Regions from separate parts of the Mus musculus genome. Here region 1 is linked to region 2. The links are chromatin loops, found by intact Hi-C in ENCODE. Cell type or tissue: gastrocnemius. All regions are shown on one strand. Links, peaks and the distances in the headings refer to the core of each region. The heading gives the core; the rest is flanking DNA.

The links. Hi-C counts contacts between places; a loop is a spot of excess contacts. Peaks named below come from ENCODE experiments on the same cell type or tissue, not always from the same donor. Only the 100,000 strongest peaks of a DNase experiment are listed, where the experiment ranks them.
Region 1: it touches region 2 in a loop (2.8-fold over the local background); 2 of 42 quality-filtered maps call a loop at or near these places.

Annotation. Positions count from the first base shown.
Region 1 is chr17:34,102,503-34,112,680 of GRCm38, reverse strand. It overlaps Brd2 (bromodomain containing 2), which reads left to right. Exons shown (of 13, transcript NM_001204973.1): 13 at 1-662. The coding sequence ends at 106. Among named protein-coding and RNA genes, the nearest start is that of BC051537, 12 kb to the right of the region's middle. In gastrocnemius, for the core only: a CTCF peak has its summit at 3,065 (motif pointing left); a DNase peak (open chromatin) is centred at 3,011; H3K27ac peaks cover 753 bases.
Region 2 is chr17:35,152,730-35,163,031 of GRCm38, reverse strand. It overlaps Prrc2a (proline-rich coiled-coil 2A), which reads left to right. Exons shown (of 31, transcript NM_020027.3): 2 at 1-160; 3 at 653-830; 4 at 1,123-1,222; 5 at 1,318-1,390; 6 at 1,555-1,698; 7 at 1,853-2,004; 8 at 2,200-2,279; 9 at 2,438-2,580; 10 at 2,845-2,935; 11 at 3,042-3,252; 12 at 3,619-4,096; 13 at 4,449-4,639; 14 at 4,853-5,153; 15 at 5,474-5,684; 9 more. The coding sequence starts at 49. Gm23442 (a small nucleolar RNA gene) reads left to right here and starts at 336; the gene lies at 336-469. In gastrocnemius, for the core only: no CTCF peak of the experiment used is centred there; a DNase peak (open chromatin) is centred at 5,966.

The sequences.
Region 1 (10,178 bases), core at 1-8,000, 1.0 Mb after region 2:
GCAAGTGGCAGTGTCCCGTCTCAGTGCTTCTAGTTCCAGCTCAGATTCCAGCTCCTCGTCGTCATCTTCCTCTTCTTCAGACACCAGCGATTCAGACTCGGGCTAAGGGGCCAGGCCAGATGGGGCAGGAAGGCTCCGCAGGACCGGACCCCTGAACCACCCTTCCCCACTTTCCCTTGCTGTGACGCTTCTTCATCTCACCCCTCCATAGGAGAGCTGGCTCTGCAGTGGGGAGGAAGGCAGGGACATGGACAAAATACGATTGAATTCCTAGCCCTCTTGGGTGTGGTGTCCCTGTTGAGGATGATGGGGGTGGGGCAAGGGTATGGGTGGGAGTGGGGATAGGCCTGGCATAAAGCCCCCTGAGCTGTAGCTGTCCTGTTCACTTCTAAGGGCCCTGTTTTGAGGTTTTAATTTATTTAAGCTATGTGGTAAGGCTGGGGGTGTGTAGCCGTGGTCCTCCCTCCAGCTTCCATGGGGAGGGAAGAAGAGGGAGCTCTTTTTGTTTTTTACATTGACTTTTTTTTTCTACTTTTCCCTTTTACTTCCACTCCATTTGGGGCCTGGGGATTTTAGTCACCTCTCCAGTTGGCCCCAAGACTGTCTTTTCTTTCTTGAGTCTAACATGTAAATAAAGAAAATATTATTGAAGTTTTGAGTTAGTTTTCTTAGTGAGATTTGTTTCTGTGTTCAAAGTGGCTCAGAAGAAATGGTTGAGTATTATTGGTGCTGGGGTGGGTGGCGATTGTTCTGCTTGATTCGGTGCTGGGTATCACATCATCATTAGCTATATCCCCCAGTTGGCCCCTAGGTCTGTCTTTTAAGAGTGCTAAGAATTGAAGCCTAGAGTGCTAGACAAGGACTGGTACTAAGTACCTATCAGTGACCAAACAGGTAAGGGGATAGCTTAGTTTGAGTTCAACCAGGTTATAAGGCACTCCACTCTGTCTTAAGTTCCAAGTCTTCATTCAGGAGCTGTGTGATGCACAGCTCTTCAAAGTGAGGCTTTAGTTTAGTGTACCAAAGGAAATGGGAGCAGAGGCTGAGGAGTGTCCAAAATAGTGACAGTTCATTCTGCCACAAGTGAGTCAATATATACCTGCAAGTGGAGAGTAAGAGTGATAGGACTGGTGAAGGTGGTGAAAAACAGCAGTTAACCTCTACAGGAAGGAAAGCCAGCTAAGCCTAGACCTAAGAAGGTGAATTCAGAGGTCTTTAAAAGTGGGAGGAATTTCCCTGGGATTGTGACAGGAATTTAACTTAAAGGCAAATGGAATGGAGTAGGGATTTCAATTGAAATTTGAGGAAATTTTTATAAGGTTTAAAAGTAATTGGGGGGGAAAAAAAGGCTGGGAGTGGTGGTGCAGGCCTTTAATCCCAGCACAGATTTGAGTTGGAGGCCAGCCTGGTCTACAAAGTGAGTGCCAGGGCTATGCAGAGAAACCCTGTCTTGGGGGAAAAAAAAAGGAGGTGGGAGGGTGAGAGACTGGAGAGATGGCTCTGCAGTTAATAGCACTGACCTTAACAGAGGTCCTGAGTTCAATTCCCAGTAACCACATGGTGGCTCACAACTATCTAGTGAGATCTGATGCCCTCTTGTGTGTTTGAAGACAGCACAGTGTACTTATACATAAAGTAATTTTTTAGAAAAAGTAATTTGGGGAGACTAGAAGTAGCTTAATACCTGCTCTGCTCAGACTAATAGCTAGGTTGGCTTCCAGCATAACTTAGGACACCTTAAGAACAACCTTAAAGCAGTTTAAGAGAAGGAAGGCCTGGGTCAACCTCTCTGGAACTGAAAAAGGTCCCCAAACATGTGCTGCACTCCCAGGAATTTCTGGTCAGTTTATCTCCCAAACAGCGTCCTCCTTCCCCATCTGGTCAAAGGTCCTACCTTCTCTTCTTAGGCATTCTCTAAGTGTCTGGACTTCATCTGGGTGTTTTTGGGTTTTTTGTTGTTTTTTCGAGACAGGGTTTCTCTATCTGTGACTATCCTGGAACTCACTCCGTAGACCAGGCTGGCCTCTGCCTCCCAAGTGCTGGGATGAAAGGCGTTCACTGCCACCGCCCGGCTCGTCTGGGTTTCTAATGCTCTTTGGTAAGGAGGCCAGGGTTGATGGTGGAATGCCGGGTATTTCCTTCTGTGCTGGTTTGGAGTTCTGCCTTCCACAGCCGCTGCCTTTCTGGGATCAGCCTGGCACTGGGAAGGAGCTGGTGCCTGCTGTCTCTTACATCCCAGTCCAGCCCTCATGGTTTAGATGGAAAAACTCCCAGGACAAGTGCCAGAGCTGGTTAGAACTACTGGTTTAGCGGGACCAAAGAGCAGGTTGGCTTGAAGGATAAGTGCCTAGGAGGCCATGGTGTGGGTCTCTAGCACTGCCAGCCTATTCTCTGTGTACACAAGACAGCACGTTAGTTAGACACAAGATGTGGCTGGAGTAAGACAGCTTTCTGTGATCAGAAAAGAGGGGGCTAGAAATGGTAGAAGAAATGGCTTGAGTAAAGTCAAGCTAAAGCAGGAAAAAAATGGAAGATGAGTGCTCACCCACATGGCCAGTGGCAGCTCTATAAAGCAGGCATCTCCTGATAGTTCACAAGGAACAATTAGTGTGTGCCAAGCACAGTGCCAGAAACAATTTGGTTGTCATGGTAACCTTAGACAAGGTGTGTATTGTAATAACCTCTCAGTAGACTGGAGGGAGGGGTGCTAGAGGGGGAGGGAGGCTCAAGAGCTAGCTAAGCAGTTTGCCCCAAGTCAGCATAGTCAACGGAGGTATAGGATTTGACAAGGCAGCCTGGCTCCAGAATCTATACCCTCTATACTGGGCTTACAAGGGCTTACTTACTGCTATGCTCGGAAAGTGGGCGAGGAGACCGCTGTCTGTGTATAGCTGCAGCTACTGAGGTTGAAGCAGCAGGTGGAGGTTGATTTCACTGCATTAGAACAGGGATTTTGTAGATAAAACAGCTTTCCCAGCAGTAGAAAGCTGGTCTGACTGAGGGGCCGCTCGCTGCGCTGGCACACACTGAGGAACTTACCTGAGACTGGGATTTTTGGTGCCATCTGTTGGTCATGCCTGTGACTTCCACTTAAATCTTCATTCATTTCGTCTGTGGGGTCTCTTCCATGTTTTAACAGGAGCCTTCACTCTTGTACTGTGGAGGATCATAGATAAGGTCTTAGGCCTTGTCTCTTGTTACCTGAGCCCTTGCTGGAGAGAGCCTCCGCTTCGAGGAAGATATCCCTTGTTACACCTTGATAACTCTCTGAGCAACTATCCAGTCTGTCTATAGACCTTACAGTCCAACTGCCTGATGGTAGTGTTCATAGGGCTGCTAACACTCAACATGTCCACAAAGACCTGCTTTCCAAACATGCCCCTTGGTGCCAGGTATCACTGAGGTACATCCCTAACCTGGCGAGTCATCCGTGTAATAAGCATTTCCCTGTGCTTACACACATGTGCACCTCTACAGTCAGCTGTTAATCCTAGAGGTCGGGATTTATCATGCAAGCTTCAGCCTAGTGACCCTGGCTTGTTTCCTCTCTTGTTCCCCGGTCAGTTAGGCCTTGCCGGCCTAAGTTGTCCAGCTAGCCACCACGTTTCAGGGCCCATCCTCCTCGTCTCATTTCTGCTTGCCTTTTTAAAGTCTTCCCTTTCTGGGGTACTAAGCCTGTAACTTTAACATGGTCAAGATAACTCCCAACCTTTTCTTTTTTTTTTTTTTTTTTTTTTTTAAAGATTTATTTATTTATTTATTTATTATATGTAAGTACACTGTAGCTGTCCTCAGACACTCCAGAAGAGGGAGTCAGATCTCGTTACAGATGGTTGTGAGCCACCATGTGGTTGCTGGGATTTGAACTCCTGACCTTCGGAAGAGCAGTCGGGTGCTCTTACCCACTGAGCCATCTCACCAGCCCCAACCTTTTCTTGTTAGACACCAGACTACAGACTCTTAAGTGCTTTTGTTTCTCTGTCATGCAAATACAGAAGTATTCCTATTTGCCAAGTGAGAATGTCGAATACTGTCAGATGAACTAGCATTTGAGTTGAGGTTGGAAAAGAAAAGGATCTATTTAGCCTCGAACAGCATGAACTTTTGGGTAGTATTTGGGGGGGAGGGGAGTTGCCAAGCCCTGTTCTTTATAACAGGGTCTCTGTGTACACAAAGCTGGCCCCAAGTTTGTCCTGATCTTCCTGTCTTATGAGCCGGAATGAAATGCTGTTATTAGCTGCAGCTCCCCCACCTCAGAATCAATGGCTATGAGGAAGCACTGCTCATTTATGAAATACTTTCTTTCCTGCAATGTCAGTCCTAGAACTGACTGGCCTTTCCTTTTTTTTTTTTTTTAAGATTTATTTATTTTATTTATATGAGTACACTATAGCTGTGGCTGTCTTCAGACACACCAGAAGATGGCATCAGATCTCACTACAGATAGTTGTGAGCCACCATGTGGTTGCTGGGAATTGAACTCAGGACCTCTGGAAGAGCAGTCGGTGTTCTTAACCTCTGAGCCATCTCTCCAGCCCGTGGCTTTTCCTGAAGAGGTGAATTGTGGTGAGGATTCCTGCAAGCATCGTCATTTCCTTGGCCAGTGTAGTTCTAGTTTCTCATCCGCCATTGATACTAACTAAACTGAAGACAGCCTCGTTCCTCTTGTTTGAAAAAAAAATATTTCATATATTTTCAAGGTTTTAGAATTTGCTTATTTGCTTTCACTTAAGATATAGCCATACAGGAATAAGAGCTGAAACAGCACACACTACATCCTTACCATTGCAGTAGGCAAATGATGGTAATCTATGGTACCCACAGTACAAGTCCTCCTGTGGCAGGCTGGGTTCTCAGGGAGTCCTGTAGCTTAGGATGGCCTCAGATCCCTGGGTCATCCTGCTCTTATTTCCCAAGTGCAAGTATAGGATCACACATGTGTGCCAAGTGCAAGTGGAGGATCACACGTGTGCCAAGTGCAAGTGGAGGATCACACATGTGTGCCAAGTGTAGGAGTACATGTGTGTGCCAAGCACAGTATAGGATCACACATGTGTGTCAAGCACAGTATAGGATCACACATGTGTGCCAAATGTAAGTGTAGTATCATACATGTGTGCCAAGTGCAAGTGGAGGATCACAAGTGTGTGCCAAGTGTAGGAGTACATGAGTGTGCCAAGCACAGTGTAGGATCATACATGTGTGCCAAGTATAAGTGTAGGATCATATGTGTGTGCCAAGAGCAAGTGGAGGATCACATGAGTGTGCCAAATACAAGGGGAGGATCACACATGTGCCAAGTGTAAGTGTAGTAGAATCACACGTGCCAAGTGCAAGTGAAAACCACGCGTGTGCTGCTCAGTCCCACATTCATTCCTGATGTGAGAAAGAGTAATGCTGCCCAGCGTCTGTGGTTCCAGTTTCTGGTTGCACCTGTGACTAACTCCCTGCCTATCCCGCAAGTCCCTGGTGTCTGATCACGACCTGAGAACTTTCTAAGCTTCTGTGTTCTCTGTACTTTTTTTTTTTTTTTTTTGCCCTGGACCTGTTTTCACCAAGTGACCTTAGTCACAAATCTGCTGATAGCCTGCCTCTTGGGCTAACTCAGCACGTGCTCTCTCAGCACCCCAGAACCCAACTGTGGTTTCCCCAGCGTCTTCAGCTGAGTGTCTGAGAGAAAACTCAGGGCCGGAAAGAATGAAGACAGATATTGCTTCTGAGAGCAGCTAGGTAAATGGAGGGCAGGGGCTTTCTACAGTTAACCTCAGTGGATGAGCCAGGATGAGTCTGATTTCAAAGTTATACTCTGTATCGGAACTTTCTGGGGATGCCCTGGCGATACAGGCAAATACTTCAGATGAGCTGCCCCCCAACACCACCACCCAGATTCAGGGTAGGGGCGGGGCTTTTGGGGGCTAGAGCAGCTAGAGATACGGTCTGTCTACATTTTTTAAATTTAAGATTACATACATATGTGTGTCGTGGTGATTGTGGAGGTTGAAGACAACTTGCAGGAATCAGTTTCTCCACATGTGGGTCAGAGATATAAGGATACCAGACTTGGCAGCTGGGTCGGAGTCTTTACCTGTGTGCGCCATCCTGCTGGCCCCCAACCCTTTTAAATATAGAATCTGCCAACTATTATTGTGTAGTGCTGGAATGTTTCACAAAGCCCAATCAAAGGAATTTAGCTAAAGAACTGTTAAGAAGTGGGGAGGCACAAACGGAATGTGGTTGTTCTACAAGCACGGGTAAGGGGAGACCCCTACTGTTGGTTTCAGCTCAGCTGTAGGACAAGCTGGACGGAGGGGGAATTCTTTTAGACTGAGTTATGAGGTCCTAGTAACATTTTGGGAACATTTTGCCTTTGCTATTGTCTTTTGTTAGTCCTGATGATTTTGTTAATTGGAATTGACCATATAAATCTCAAACATAGAAAAGAAGTTAGCCTGGGCAGTGGTGGCACACACCTTTGGTCCCAGCACTAGAGAGGCCGAACCTGGCAGATAGATCTCTGTAGATTTAAGGCCAGCTAATTCCAGGACAGCCAAAGCTACACAAATCCTGTCTTTAAAAAAAAAAAACAAAAACAAAAACAAAAAAGGAGGAAGAGTTGAGGAAGAGGAGGAGGAGGAGGAAAAAGAAGAGGAGGAAGAGGAGGAGGAAAAATAGAAGCTAGTTGCAGAAAAAAGATTTGATGTGCATATTTAATAATGGAGGAAATTAAAGGCAAGAGAATAAAAAAATAGCTAAAAGTCAACACAGTATGCCCCTCCCTAAATGACCTATTCACAGTAATGGTCCCTAATGAGATCTACTTAGATAAAATTTTAGAAAGAATTTAAAATGGTTATAAATCTATTCAGGGAATTTACAGCTCAGAAATGAACTGAGGAGTGGATCCCAAGGGATCATAAACAACTGAATCATCGATCAGGAAATAAGATCAATTCAACAGAAAAAGGCCAAAGTGATGTGAAATAGACACTTCAGCAGGGCAGAAGCTCAGTGGGAGGGGTCGCATGCAGGCCAGGACACCACCTCTTGAAGACTTGACAGGGATTTTCCACTAAGGAAATGGTAATCTTTAAGAACCTCTTAAGTAGGACAATTGAGATCTTTGTGACACCACAAAAGGACCAGGCCAAGAACTGTGGACATAGAGGAAGAGAATTCCATACCAAAAGCATAGAAAATATCTTCAATAGAAAAAAAAAATTTTTTTTTGTTTTGTTTTTTTGTTTTTTTGAGACAGGGTTTCTCTGTATAGCCCTGGCTGTCCTGGAACTCACTTTGTAGACCAGGCTGGCCTCGAACTCAGAAATCCTCCTGCCTCTGCCTCCCAAGTGCTGGGATTAAAAGGTGTGCGCCACCACGCCTGGCATCTTCAATAAAATCTAAAAAAACATTCCCAACTCTAGAGGGAAAAGGCCCCACCCACCCACCCCATCCAGACATAAGGGAATGACAGAACCAACCAAATAAAGGAGAAGGGAAAAATCAAGTGATGGTCGACCCACTAAATAGATCAAAGAACAAATACTGAAAGCTGGAAGAGAGAAGGACCATACACACGCTGTCAGCTAGCAGCTGATTTCTTTTCCAATGGAAACTGAAAGCCAGAGCGTCTCGGGAGGATGTTTCAAGTTCCGAGAGACCGCAGCTGCTAGCCTAGACAACTACACCAAACAAAATCTTAACTGGGGGAGGAATGAAACTTCCCTGTCAGAAGCAGACTAAAGGACATATGACCACACAGACAGCTCTACAGAGGATGATAGAGTACTGTAGGCAGGAAAGAAGGGCATCTTCGAGGCTACGGGGCAAATTAGGAAGATGCCCTATGAGAACACGGCCCACAGAATCAACTCAGCAGGGCTCATAGGGGCTTGCAGAGACTGGAGCGACACTCATGAACTCTATGAGGGTCCGAGCTGGGTCCTCTGCATACATGTTTTGGTTAGGTGGTATTCTTGTGGTGTGCTTGGCGCTCTTCTGCAACCCATAACATCAGGAGTGAGGGCATCTCTGACTTTTTAGGGATCCTTTTCCTCATACCGAGTTGCCTTGCTCAGCCCTGATAGGAGGGCTTGTGCCTAGTCTTATTGTAACTTGTTACGCCATGTTTGGTATCAGGGATTAATAGATTTGGGGTTGGTGGGAGAGTGGAGGCAGGGGAAACTTTGGTTGGGATGTGTCTTAGTCAGGGTTTCTATTCCTGCACAAACATCATGACCAAGAAGCAAGTTGGGGAGGAAAGGGTTTATTCGGCTTACACTTCCATACTGCTGTTCATCACCAAGGACGTCAGGACTGGAACTCAAGCAGGTCAGAAAGCAGGAGCTGATGCAGAGGCCATGGAGGGATGTTCTTTACTGCCTTGCTTCCCCTGGCTTGCTCAGCCTGCTCACTTATAGAACCAAGACTACCAGCCCAGAGATGGTCCCACCCACAAGGGGCCTTTCCCCCTTGATCACTAATTGAGAAAATGCCTTACAGTTGGATCTCATGGAGGCATTTCCTCAACTGAAGCTCCTTTCTCTGTGATAACTCCAGCCGTGTCAAGTTGACACACAAAACCAGCCAGTACAGGATGTAATGTATGTAAAGAATAAAATAAATTTTTTTTTAAAAAATGAGACACCTTAACAGCAATAATTGGGGATTGGGAAAACACCACACACTACAAAACCCAGCAAATTGACAATTAGCACACACCTTTAAATAACTGGATCTTAGTGGTCTCTGTCCACCATCCAAAAGACACAGACCAGCAGAGCGGCTCAGAGCACAGGAGCTTCCCTTTTGCTGCATACAAGGATCACACTGGAGCATCAAGCAGGAAAGGTGGGCATAGGAATCCCAAGCAACAAGCAACGGAGTTCCTGTTCCAATATCTGACCAAACAGGCTCCAGACTAAACCCATCAGAAGGAATGAGGAGGATCACGCCATGCTGATGCTAGAAACCATCCCTCAAGCTGGCATTCCAACTCTAAGTGTGAAAAACCAGCAGTACCCTCGGTTTCCTAGAACAAATACTACCAAATAAAAAGTGAAACAGTGGGTGACATAAATACCCCACTGGCAACAAGGGGCAGGTCATCCAGGCAAAGGCGTTGAAGGACATCTACAGAACACTCCACCCAAACAGCACAGAACTCAGTCTTTTCAGCTGGCCACAGGACTTACTCTAAAGAAGAAAGTCTACACACATACAGAAAGGTAAATTGCTCCGTTTTCCATTTGTATTCTTTTCTGGAACGAAGCTAGGAATCAACCACAAGAAAAACTACAGAAAAAATAACTTGGAGATTGGATGAGTAGGTCATTGAAAAAAATCAAGAAAAAAAATTAAAGTACTAGAATAGAAAAAAGAAAAACGAAGGCTGTCCTGATTGGAAGGTTTCCACTCTGCCCCCGCTACAAAAGCAGAACCGTCCCAAGCAGAGCTGTCCCAAGCGATACCATGAACCTTAAAACATTAGGAAAACAAGAGTGAACTTAATCCAAAGGCAGTAGAAGGGAAATTCGCAGGAGAGAAATGAAGAGAATGAAAACGAAACAAAAAGCAACCAAGAGTTGGTTCTTTAAAAAGATAAACAAAGTTGACAAACCGTTAGCCAAATTAAACAGAAGGAAGGAAAGTCCCTGTTTAGTAGGCTCATAGGTGAAAGTGAAACATTACAACGGATGCCAACAATAAAGATGTAAAGATGTGCTACACTTTAAAGAACTGTATTTGATCTGGAAATGGTCCTGCACGCCTTTAACACCAGAACATGGGAGGTGGAAGCAGGGGAATTTCTCAGAATTAGAGCTTAGAATGGTCTAGATGGAGAGTTACAGGCCAACCAGAGATACATAGTGAGACCCCGTCTCAGTAAAACAAACCAGTCTTCATCTTGGACTCATAAATAGGACATGGTATAGTACTCGAATATCCGTTGCTCTTGCAATGGCTGCCAGTGTAATTCCCAGCACCTACACAGAGCAGCTCATAACTCTAGCTCCATAGGGGTCTGATGCCTCTGGCCTTTTCTAATATTTGTTTATACTTGTATTTATATGCACATACAATTAAAATAAACATTTATGAGACCGGAGAGATGGTTCCGCAGTTAAGAGTACTGTCTGCTTTTCCATAAACTTAGGACTCAGTTTCCAGTACCCATATGG
Region 2 (10,302 bases), core at 1,088-9,087:
GGGGGAGGTGCCTGCAGGACCCAACGTACTCAATGAGCTTCCAGCGCAATGTCCGATCGCTCGGGGCCGACTGCCAAGGGGAAGGATGGAAAGAAGTATTCCTCGCTCAACCTGTTTGATACGTATAAGGGCAAGTCCTTAGAGATCCAGAAACCCGCTGGTGAGGGTCCTGTCCTGTAAAGACGTTCCTGATATTTGCAGGCTGAGCATGTGTGGGATATAGGCTTTAGAGCTCTCCAACAAAGGCAACTAACAGACCAGATGAATACTGGAGACCTCTCAGTTTCATCTTCAGTGCTGAAGGGGGTGCTGGGCTTTGGGTGAAACACAGCTTATCCTCCTACAAAGGCGTGTTTTTGGTTCCCTGTCCTTGGACACGTAAGAATCGGAGGCAAAGTAATGTGGTGGATTTGAAAAGGTCTTGGACCAGCTTGCCCCCCGCAGGCTCAGGATCAACCATCCCACAGATGATTATGCTGTATCTCACCTTTCCCAGGAGAGCTTAAGAGATTATTGAGTAATGGAATGGTTTCTGAGAGAAGCCTATAGTGAAAAGATGGTAGGGTTGTCTAAACGGGATTTGTTGACGGGACGCTGTTAGGTCTCCCGTGTGAGGTCTTTTTGATCCTTTTTCTCTCCACCGTTTCTTCAGTTGCCCCTCGACATGGCCTGCAGAGTCTCGGAAAAGTTGCCATTGCCCGGCGCATGCCACCCCCAGCCAACCTTCCAAGCCTGAAAGCCGAGAACAAAGGCAATGACCCCAATGTCTCACTAGTGCCGAAAGACGGAACAGGATGGGCAAGCAAACAGGAGCAGTCCGACCCCAAGAGGTAGATAGCTGTGGGACTTCCTGAGGCTCGTAGCTTTGAGCTGGGGAGTGTGTTAAGGCATGAGACTGAGAGAAGCACCTTCTGCACCTAGTTTGTTAGATGACTAAGAATTGAAACCTTAAACTTTGATGGAGAGAAAACAGGAAGAAACAGGCGAGGCCTGTGTACCAGTTGCTTTGTCCTAGTGTTTGTAGATAGTAGCTAGGCTTGGGTCAGCCCCAGCTTTGTACCACTTAGAGAACTAAGGAAGTGGCATCTCACTCTGCACGACCTTTCCATCCTGCTCTCCCAGTTCCGATGCCTCAACCGCTCAGCCGCCGGAATCGCAGCCACTGCCGGCTTCACAGACGCCTGCCTCCAACCAGCCGAAACGACCCCCAACAGCCCCCGAGGTACCTGGAGAACTCGAGGGGTTGGATGAGGAAGAATGACCCTTACGATACTTACTCTGCCCTCCCTGTGACCATTTGTCCCTTTGCTCCCCCAGAACACTCCTTCGGTTCCAAGCGGGGTAAAGTCCTGGGCACAAGCCAGTGTCACCCATGGAGCCCATGGAGATGGTGAGTGTAAGAGGGTTGGAGCATATGGGAGGGAGGCAGGGGCCATGCATTTTTGAGGAGAGATCCTTCGTCTTGTGTCCAAATCACCCAGGATCTAGAGCCTCCCGCTTTTATGTACATGCTCAGGAAGTGACCCCATCTGGTGTATACCCTCATTTCAACAGGTGGAAGGGCATCAAACCTACTGTCGCGATTCTCTCGAGAGGAATTTCCGACCCTGCAGGCGGCTGGAGACCAGGACAAGGCTGCCAAGGAAAGGGAGTCTGCCGAACAGTCGTCTGGGCCCGGACCAAGCCTCCGCCCCCAAAGTGAGTAGCTGCCCTCAGACCAGGGTCGCGCCTGCTCTGTGGAAAGGCTGCGTGCTGGGTTACTCACTTCCTTCCCCGTCTTTCTGATGCATCCCCTTGGCCTAGACCAGTGGTAACTTATCTTTTCCTCCCTCTTTGCGTTTCTAAACTACAGATTCTACAACTTGGAGGGACGGAGGTGGGCGTGGCCCTGATGACCTGGAGGGCCCGGACTCCAAACTTCATCATGGCCATGATCCCCGGGGTGGGCTGCAGCCTTCAGGCCCACCCCAGTTCCCTCCCTACCGCGGGATGATGCCGCCCTTTGTGAGTGTGCCTGTGTTGCTTGAAGTGGTGCACTGAGAGCCAGGTGTTAAGGGTTAGGACTTAGTCTTTGGAAGACACAGAAAGTAGACCCCAATGAGATGGGGGTGGGAGGATGAGGGGGTAGAAGGATACGTTTAAAGGGCTGGTAGACTATATGTCCCCCCTCTAAGCAGCTATTGTTGGGCCGTTTTGCAGATGTATCCCCCATATCTCCCATTCCCTCCGCCCTATGGACCCCAGGGGCCTTATAGATACCCGACTCCTGATGGGCCCAGGTAAGTAATCAGATTCTGGGTTTGTTGTTGGGGGAGGGGAACAGGGTAAGGCTACTTGGAGAGATGGTTTTTCTAACTAGGGGTTCAGTTTTATATGTGATTCTGCTACATGCTATATTTAACATCCCCCCCTCCAAATTTTTTTTTCCAATATGCAGCCGTTTTCCCCGTGTGGCGGGCCCCCGGGGCTCAGGGCCACCAATGCGCCTTGTAGAGCCTGTGGGTCGGCCTTCTATTCTTAAAGAGGATAATCTTAAAGAGTTTGACCAACTGGACCAGGAAAATGATGATGGTTGGGCAGGTGACTATGACTATTTGGGTTCTCAAATGTGAAGAAGAAATGGTGGGTCGTGTGAGAGGAAGGCAGATGTGAAAGGGTAAGAGGGAATGATAGAAAGCTTAGTACTGCCAAGTACTGAGGAGTGAGGACGTCAGGACATGTGGTGGGGACGGTTAGCATTGACTCTATCTGCTGTTGTAGTTCCAGACTATTTGCTGCGTTCTGTGAAGCTATCTGAGAGAGCACATTACTTAGTTTACTTAAATGTTCATTTTTTTACCTCAGGGGCCCATGAAGAGGTTGACTATACTGAAAAGCTCAAATTCAGCGATGAGGAAGATGGACGAGACTCCGACGAGGAGGGAGCTGAGGGCCAGTGAGTTAGGGCCCAGGGGAGGGAGGCACTGTTTTTCTTGTGGTGCGCTAGCCTCATAGAAGGGTTGCTTATAGCAGAGCTTAGTTACACTGTGATCTGCCCACAGCAAGGATTCCCAGTCAGCTGCTGCTGAGGAACCTGAGACAGATGGCAAAAAGGGCACCTCCCCTGGCAGCGAATTGCCCCCTCCCAAGACAGCCTGGACAGAGAATGCTCGGCCTTCAGAGACAGAGCCAGCTCCTCCTACCCCAAAGCCTCCCCCACCTCCACCTCACCGGGGGCCAGTCGGGAACTGGGGGCCCCCTGGGGACTACCCAGTGAGTATCTACAATTTCGGGCCGAGAGGGTCAGTTGTGGGGGTATCAGCTGAATAATTGACAGTAATGACAAGAAGCTAGGGCAGGACTAGGGTTGTATCTGAGAAAAGTTTGGGGAGCCTTTGGTTCTCGGGGAGTTGAAATGAGCTGGGATGCTGGGAAGGGAAGGCCTGCGTGATTGGTCCTCCAAAGTAAAAAAGGAACAGAGGTAAGGGTGAGGAATTTGTCTCCACCCAGACAGAGACCATTAATTCCCAGGCCTGGTTCTTTTATCCTGTAGCTGTAGACAGTTGTTTGATCTTTGAAAGAGGTGGTAGAAGGTAGAGTGACTGACATGCCTGGCCTGCTGGGTCTGCCCATTGCCAGGATCGAGGGGGTCCTCCCTGCAAACCCCCAGCACCTGAGGATGAGGATGAGGCATGGCGGCAGCGTCGGAAGCAATCTTCTTCAGAGATCTCCCTGGCAGTGGAACGAGCTCGAAGGCGCAGAGAAGAGGAAGAGCGACGCATGCAGGAGGAGCGCCGGGCAGCCTGTGCTGAGAAACTTAAGCGTCTTGATGAAAAGTTTGGGGCACCTGACAAGCGGCTCAAGGCAGAGCCTGCAGCCCCACCTGTTACCCCTGCTGCCCCAGCTCTACCACCTGTAGTCCCCAAAGAAATTCCTGCAGCTCCAGCTCTGCCACCAACACCTACCCCAACACCAGAGAAAGAACCTGAAGAGCCGGCACAAGCCCCTCCTGTGCAGGCCGCCCCCAGTCCAGGGGTGGCTCCAGTTCCCACTCTGGTGAGTGGGGGTGGTTGCACTGCCAACAGCAACAGCAGTGGCAGCTTCGAAGCCAGCCCAGGTATGAAGAAAGGGATGGGGCTTACTGGGTGTCAAGTCTGCTAGGCTTAAGGGGATAGTGGGTAGTAAAGATGGGTGTCAGTGGGAGAGAGTGCTAGGTTACGCTATTGAACTGTGAGTGGCGGGGTATGTGGGAGGAGAATCTAAGCATCTTGTAGAACAGAACTTCTGGTTCCTGTTTTGTGTTTTCTGGTGGTGTCACAGGAATACTTGACACTTTAAAGTATTTCTATGGTTCTTAAACAGGATGGCCACTTATTCAGTTCGTATTTTGTTAAATACTTAACTGGGGGTGGAATTTCTGGGATGTTTGACTGTTGTAATGGACCAAGTCACCCTGTTCTTCAATGCAGTGGAACCCCAACTGCCTTCAAAAGAGGGTCCTGAACCACCAGAAGAGGTTCCTCCACCTACCACACCCCCAGCCCCAAAGATGGAACCCAAAGGTGATGGGGTTGGTTCTACTCGCCAGCCCCCCAGTCAGGGCTTGGGCTACCCCAAATACCAGAAGTCATTGCCTCCTCGCTTCCAGCGGCAGCAACAGGTGATGCCAAGTTTTTTCTTTCACTTTGGGGCTGTTTTTGTCTCTTCAGCATCCTTCCATGTGTTGCCTTCAGGCCTGGGTTCGTCTTTCTGTTGTAGCACAGTTCCCTTGCGCCCTATCTTTGTCATGCCACTGCCTTAACTTTCTCTGTACTGATGGTCTTGAGTGTATGTAGGCTATGGTAACCTTTTCATCTTGTCTCATTACTTGCAGGAGCAGCTCCTGAAGCAGCAGCAGCAGCAACAGCAGTGGCAGCAGCAGCAACAAGGCACTGCCCCTCCTGCCCCAGTGCCCCCATCACCACCACAACCTGTGACCCTGGGAGCTGTACCTGCCCCACAAGCACCGCCCCCACCTCCCAAAGCCCTGTACCCAGGTGCTCTGGGCCGGCCCCCACCAATGCCTCCAATGAACTTTGACCCCCGCTGGATGATGATTCCTCCTTACGTGGACCCTCGGCTTCTCCAGGGCCGGCCCCCTCTGGACTTCTACCCTCCTGGTGTGCATCCCTCTGGTACGGGTCATGAGAGTGCCGGTGATCTCCTTAGTCCCAGGAGGGAATACTGTCTGTGGGACAGCCAGGGAGCATGGTGTTCTATCTGCCTAGCACTTCTAGGGGGCTTGTGAGAATAGGCTTGGGGAAGAGGTAGTGATCCTTCATTGGGCACAGTTTATTTGTGGGGCTTGATTACTTCACAGCTGAGTGATTGACTTGTTTTCATGAGAAAGGCAAACCCTCACAGAACAGGAGCTGCAGGTGCTGCACACAGGTTCTCACACAGAGGTGCTTTTAGCATCTAAGGCCTATGCAAGGTGCTTTCTTTGTTTTCTTAGGCCTGGTTCCCCGGGAACGCTCAGACAGTGGGGGCTCAAGCTCAGAGCCATTTGAACGCCATGCACCCCCTCTGTTGCGGGAAAGGGGCACCCCACCAGTGGACCCCAAGTTGGCCTGGGTTGGAGATGTCTTTACCACCACACCCACTGATCCTCGTCCTCTTACCTCACCACTGCGCCAGGCAGCAGATGAGGAGGAGAAGAGTATGAGGTGAGTTGCTAGGGAGGGCCTGTGAGTAGTGTGGGCTGTCTGAAGTGATAGGGTGCCCGTGGAAGGAGTGTCTAGATCCTAGTTCTTCTCTGCGTGTCCTCATCCTTCTCATAACAAACTTCTCTTCTGTTTCTCTTCAGGAGCGAGACTCCTCCGGTACCCCCGCCCCCACCTTATCTGGCTAATTATCCAGGTTTTCCAGAGAATGGAACTCCTGGGCCCCCAATCTCGAGATTCCCTCTGGAGGAATCTGCTCCCCCGGGACCCCGCCCACTACCCTGGCCTCCAGGCAATGATGAAGCTGCCAAGATGCAGGCTCCACCGCCCAAGAAGGAACCCTCGAAGGAGGAACCGCCACAGCTGTCCGGGCCAGAAGCAGGCAGAAAGCCTGCCCGTGGAGGCCAAGGCCCACCACCACCACGGAGAGAGAATCGTACTGAGACTCGCTGGGGCCCCCGACCAGGCAGTTGTCGCCGTGGAATCCCTCCAGAGGAGCCAGGTGTCCCTCCTCGAAGAGCTGGGCCTATAAAGAAGCCACCACCACCTGTGAAAGTAGAGGAGCTGCCTCCTAAGTCCCTAGAACAGGGGGATGAGACCCCCAAGGTCCCAAAGCCAGATGCACTCAAGACAGCTAAGGGCAAGGTGGGCCCCAAAGAAACCCCACCAGGTGGAAACCTGTCTCCTGCACCTAGGCTTCGGCGGGACTATTCCTATGAAAGAGTAGGTCCTACATCTTGCCGTGGTCGGGGCAGAGGCGAGTATTTTGCCAGAGGAAGGGGTTTTCGGGGGACCTATGGGGGCCGGGGTCGGGGAGCCCGGAGCCGTGAATTCCGAAGTTACCGAGAGTTCCGAGGAGACGATGGGCGTGGGGGTGGTTCAGGCGGAACAAACCATCCTTCTGCTCCCCGAGGCCGCACTGCCAGTGAGACACGAAGTGAGGGTTCAGAATATGAAGAAATCCCCAAGAGACGCCGCCAGCGTGGCTCTGAAACAGGCAGTGAGACTCATGAGAGTGACCTGGCCCCCTCTGACAAGGAAGCCCCTCCGCCCAAAGAGGGAGTGCTTGGTCAGGTCCCTCTTGCCCCCCCACAACCAGGAGCTCCTCCATCACCAGCCCCAGCCCGATTCTCCACTGCCCGAGGTGGTCGTGTCTTCACTCCAAGAGGAGTACCATCACGCCGTGGCCGAGGTGGGGGGCGGCCCCCTCCTGTTTGCTCAGGCTGGAGCCCTCCTGCCAAGTCTCTGGTTCCAAAGAAACCTCCAACAGGTCCTTTGCCTCCAAGTAAAGAACCTTTGAAAGAGAAGCTGATCTCAGGGCCTCTGTCCCCCATGTCTCGAGCTGGCAACATGGGTGTAGGCATGGAAGATGGGGAGCGACCCCGACGGAGGCGACATGGCAGGGCTCAACAGCAGGACAAACCACCTCGTTTCCGAAGGCTGAAACAAGAACGTGAAAACGCTGCCAGAGGAGCTGATGGCAAGCCCCCTTCCCTAACCCTTGCAGCCTCTACCCCTGGACCTGAGGAGACACTAACAGCAGCCACAGTTCCCCCACCCCCTCGCCGCACAGCTGCTAAGTCTCCTGATCTGTCAAACCAGAACTCAGACCAAGCCAATGAGGAATGGGAGACTGCATCAGAGAGCAGCGACTTTGCCAGTGAGCGCCGGGGTGACAAGGAGACTCCCCCAGCAGCACTTATGACCTCTAAAGCTGTGGGGACTCCTGGGGCCAATGCAGGTGGGGCTGGACCAGGCATTTCAGCCATGTCTCGTGGAGACCTGAGCCAACGAGCCAAGGATTTGAGCAAGCGGAGCTTCTCAAGTCAGCGGCCAGGCATGGATCGTCAAAACCGGCGCCCAGGCACTGGGGGCAAGACTGGCAGTGGTGGTGGCAGTAGCGGAGGTGGTGGTGCAGGCCCTGGGGGACGGACCGGCCCAGGACGAGGGGATAAGAGGAGCTGGCCCTCTCCCAAGAACCGAAGGTGGGTAAGAGTAGATGGCTAAGTAGTAGTGTGGTTGCTGGGTTGAGGGTGGGTGCCAGGGAGTTAGAGTTTTTTTAGTAAGTCAGGCATCAGAAAGGCACTATATATCTTCCATCTTGGCAGTCAGCTAAAGAGTTAGCAGTCCCCATGCGTGTTTTGTTCTGGTTTTCTCAACACACTGTTGTGAACAGGAAGCTTGGAAAGGGTTTTATCAGGAGAAGATAGGATGCTAGTAGTGAAGCGACAGTAGATGCTTGACTTACAGAATTTAGTGAGCCCTGGAACTGATGCTCTGCTTTCTCCAGCCGTCCTCCTGAGGAGCGACCTCCGGGACTTCCTCTGCCTCCGCCACCCCCCAGCAGTTCTGCTGTCTTCCGCCTGGACCAAGTTATCCATAGCAACCCTGCTGGAATCCAACAGGCTCTGGCCCAACTTAGCAGCCGCCAAGGAAATGTAACTGCACCAGGGGGGCACCCAAGGCCTAAGCCTGGGCCTCCCCAAGCCCCTCAGGGCTCCTCCCCTCGGCCCCCAACCCGTTATGACCCCCCAAGGGCCAGCAGCGCTATCAGTTCTGGTAAGCTGGAGGCAAGCGGGTGGGAATGACTCCATCCCCAAAGGTCAAGTGCTGGAGTGGGGAGCAGGAGTTTGTCATGGGGCCCCTGCTATTGGGATCTGCAGAGCTGGAAGGACTGGGAGGTGGAGTCGGGAGAGCAGGCTAGGGTCAGTGGTAGAATGAGGTAGATGCTGACAGTTTTCCCCTTTTCCCCAGACCCCCACTTCGAGGAGCCAGGGCCGATGGTGAGGGGGGTGGGCGGGACTCCCCGGGACTCTGCCGGGGTTAATCCCTTCCCCCCGAAACGGCGGGAGCGGCCTCCCCGAAAACCGGAGCTGCTGCAGGAGGTGAGGGATGGGGCTGGAGACTGGGCCTCATTGCACTCCCACCTTTGAAGGTTCTTGGTTATGCTTTCTGTATGCTTTTTACATTCTGTTCTGCTCACTCTCACCCCAGACTCTTCATTAGCGATCACCACTTGTCTCCCATGTCTCTGTCTCCCTGCTGTTGCTGCTGCTGCTGCTTCTCATTCTGCCCCAGCTTATTTGTATTTTGCCCTTCTTGGTTTTCTTTAGGAAACTGTGCCAGCTTCTCATAGCTCTGGATTCTTGGGCTCTAAGCCTGAGGTCCCAGGCCCTCAGGAAGAATCCAGAGATTCAGGCACAGAGGCCCTAACTCCCCACATCTGGAATCGTTTACATACTGGTGAGTGAAGCTGGTGGGGGGGTAAAGATTGGAGTGGGGCGTGGTGATGTGAGGTGGGTCTTAGTTTCTCACTGCCTGCCTCATGGTTGGTGTTCTCTAGCCACAAGCCGAAAGAGTTACCAGCCTGGCTCCATCGAGCCCTGGATGGAGCCCCTGAGTCCCTTTGAGGATGTGGCAGGCACAGAGGTAAGGAGACGCTGGGACCGGAGTGGCAGGGAGGTTACTGAGTGTTGGTCATGTTTCTTCACCTGTTCTGAATAGACATAGCCCTTGAGGCCGTTCTCTTGGAATTGTCTCCTTTCCTCTGTTGGTATGTGACACTTCTCAGGTGTCCGGTGTTTTACCTAGCTCCTTCTCCACCTCGCAGATGAGTCAGTCTGACAGTGGAGTGGACCTGAGTGGAGATTCTCAGGTGTCATCAGGTCCCTGCAGTCAGCGAAGTTCCCCTGATGGAGGACTTAAGGGGTCAGCAGAGGGACCCCCCAAGCGGCCTGGAGGACCCTCACCCCTGAATGCTGTTCCTGGTGAGAGTGCATCTGGCTCTGAACCCTCTGAACCTCCTAGGAGACGGCCACCTGCTTCCCATGAAGGGGAAAGAAAGGTAAAGTCGATGGATGGATGAAGAATGTCAGCAGGGCCCTTCCTCCCTCCTGAGTTTGACTGTCCTTTTTTTAGCCAATGTGCTTTGCTTTTTCTTGGTTTGTTTCTCTGTCACCCAAATACACTTTGTTTCCCAATCTAGGAGCTGCCCCGGGAGCAGCCTCTGCCCCCTGGTCCCATAGGCACAGAACGATCACAGCGCACAGATCGAGGCCCAGAGCCAGGCCCTCTCCGACCAGCCCACCGACCGGGCTCTCAAGTTGAGTTTGGCACTACCAACAAGGTCTGAATGGGCTTCACTTGGACATGTCCTCGTTTGGGTATGAGGTGATGACAAGTGGGATGGGAGTCTGAATTCAACTACAATCTTCCCACACATTACAGGACTCAGACTTGTGCCTAGTGGTCGGAGACACTTTAAAAGGAGAAAAGGAGTTGGTGGCATCAGCCACAGAGGTAGGTGGGAAGGGAGCTTTGATGCCAGTAAGAGTAATGAGGCAGGGCCTCCTCACCTTCGCAGCTGCCATATTAGTACAGCTCCTCGTGCTGGCTAACCCAGCACTGAAGTTATCTAATTGCGTGATAACTCATTCTGCTGCTCTTATGAAATATAGTTTAGATATCTGATTGGGACCCCTGTGAAAGGGTTGGCTCATGCATGGAGAACCGCTAGGGCAGACTGTAGGCCTTCCACTTTGACAAGGCTTTTTTTTTTCGCTCAGGCCGTTCCCATATCCAGAGACTGGGAGCTGCTCCCTAGTGCTTCTACTTCAGCTGA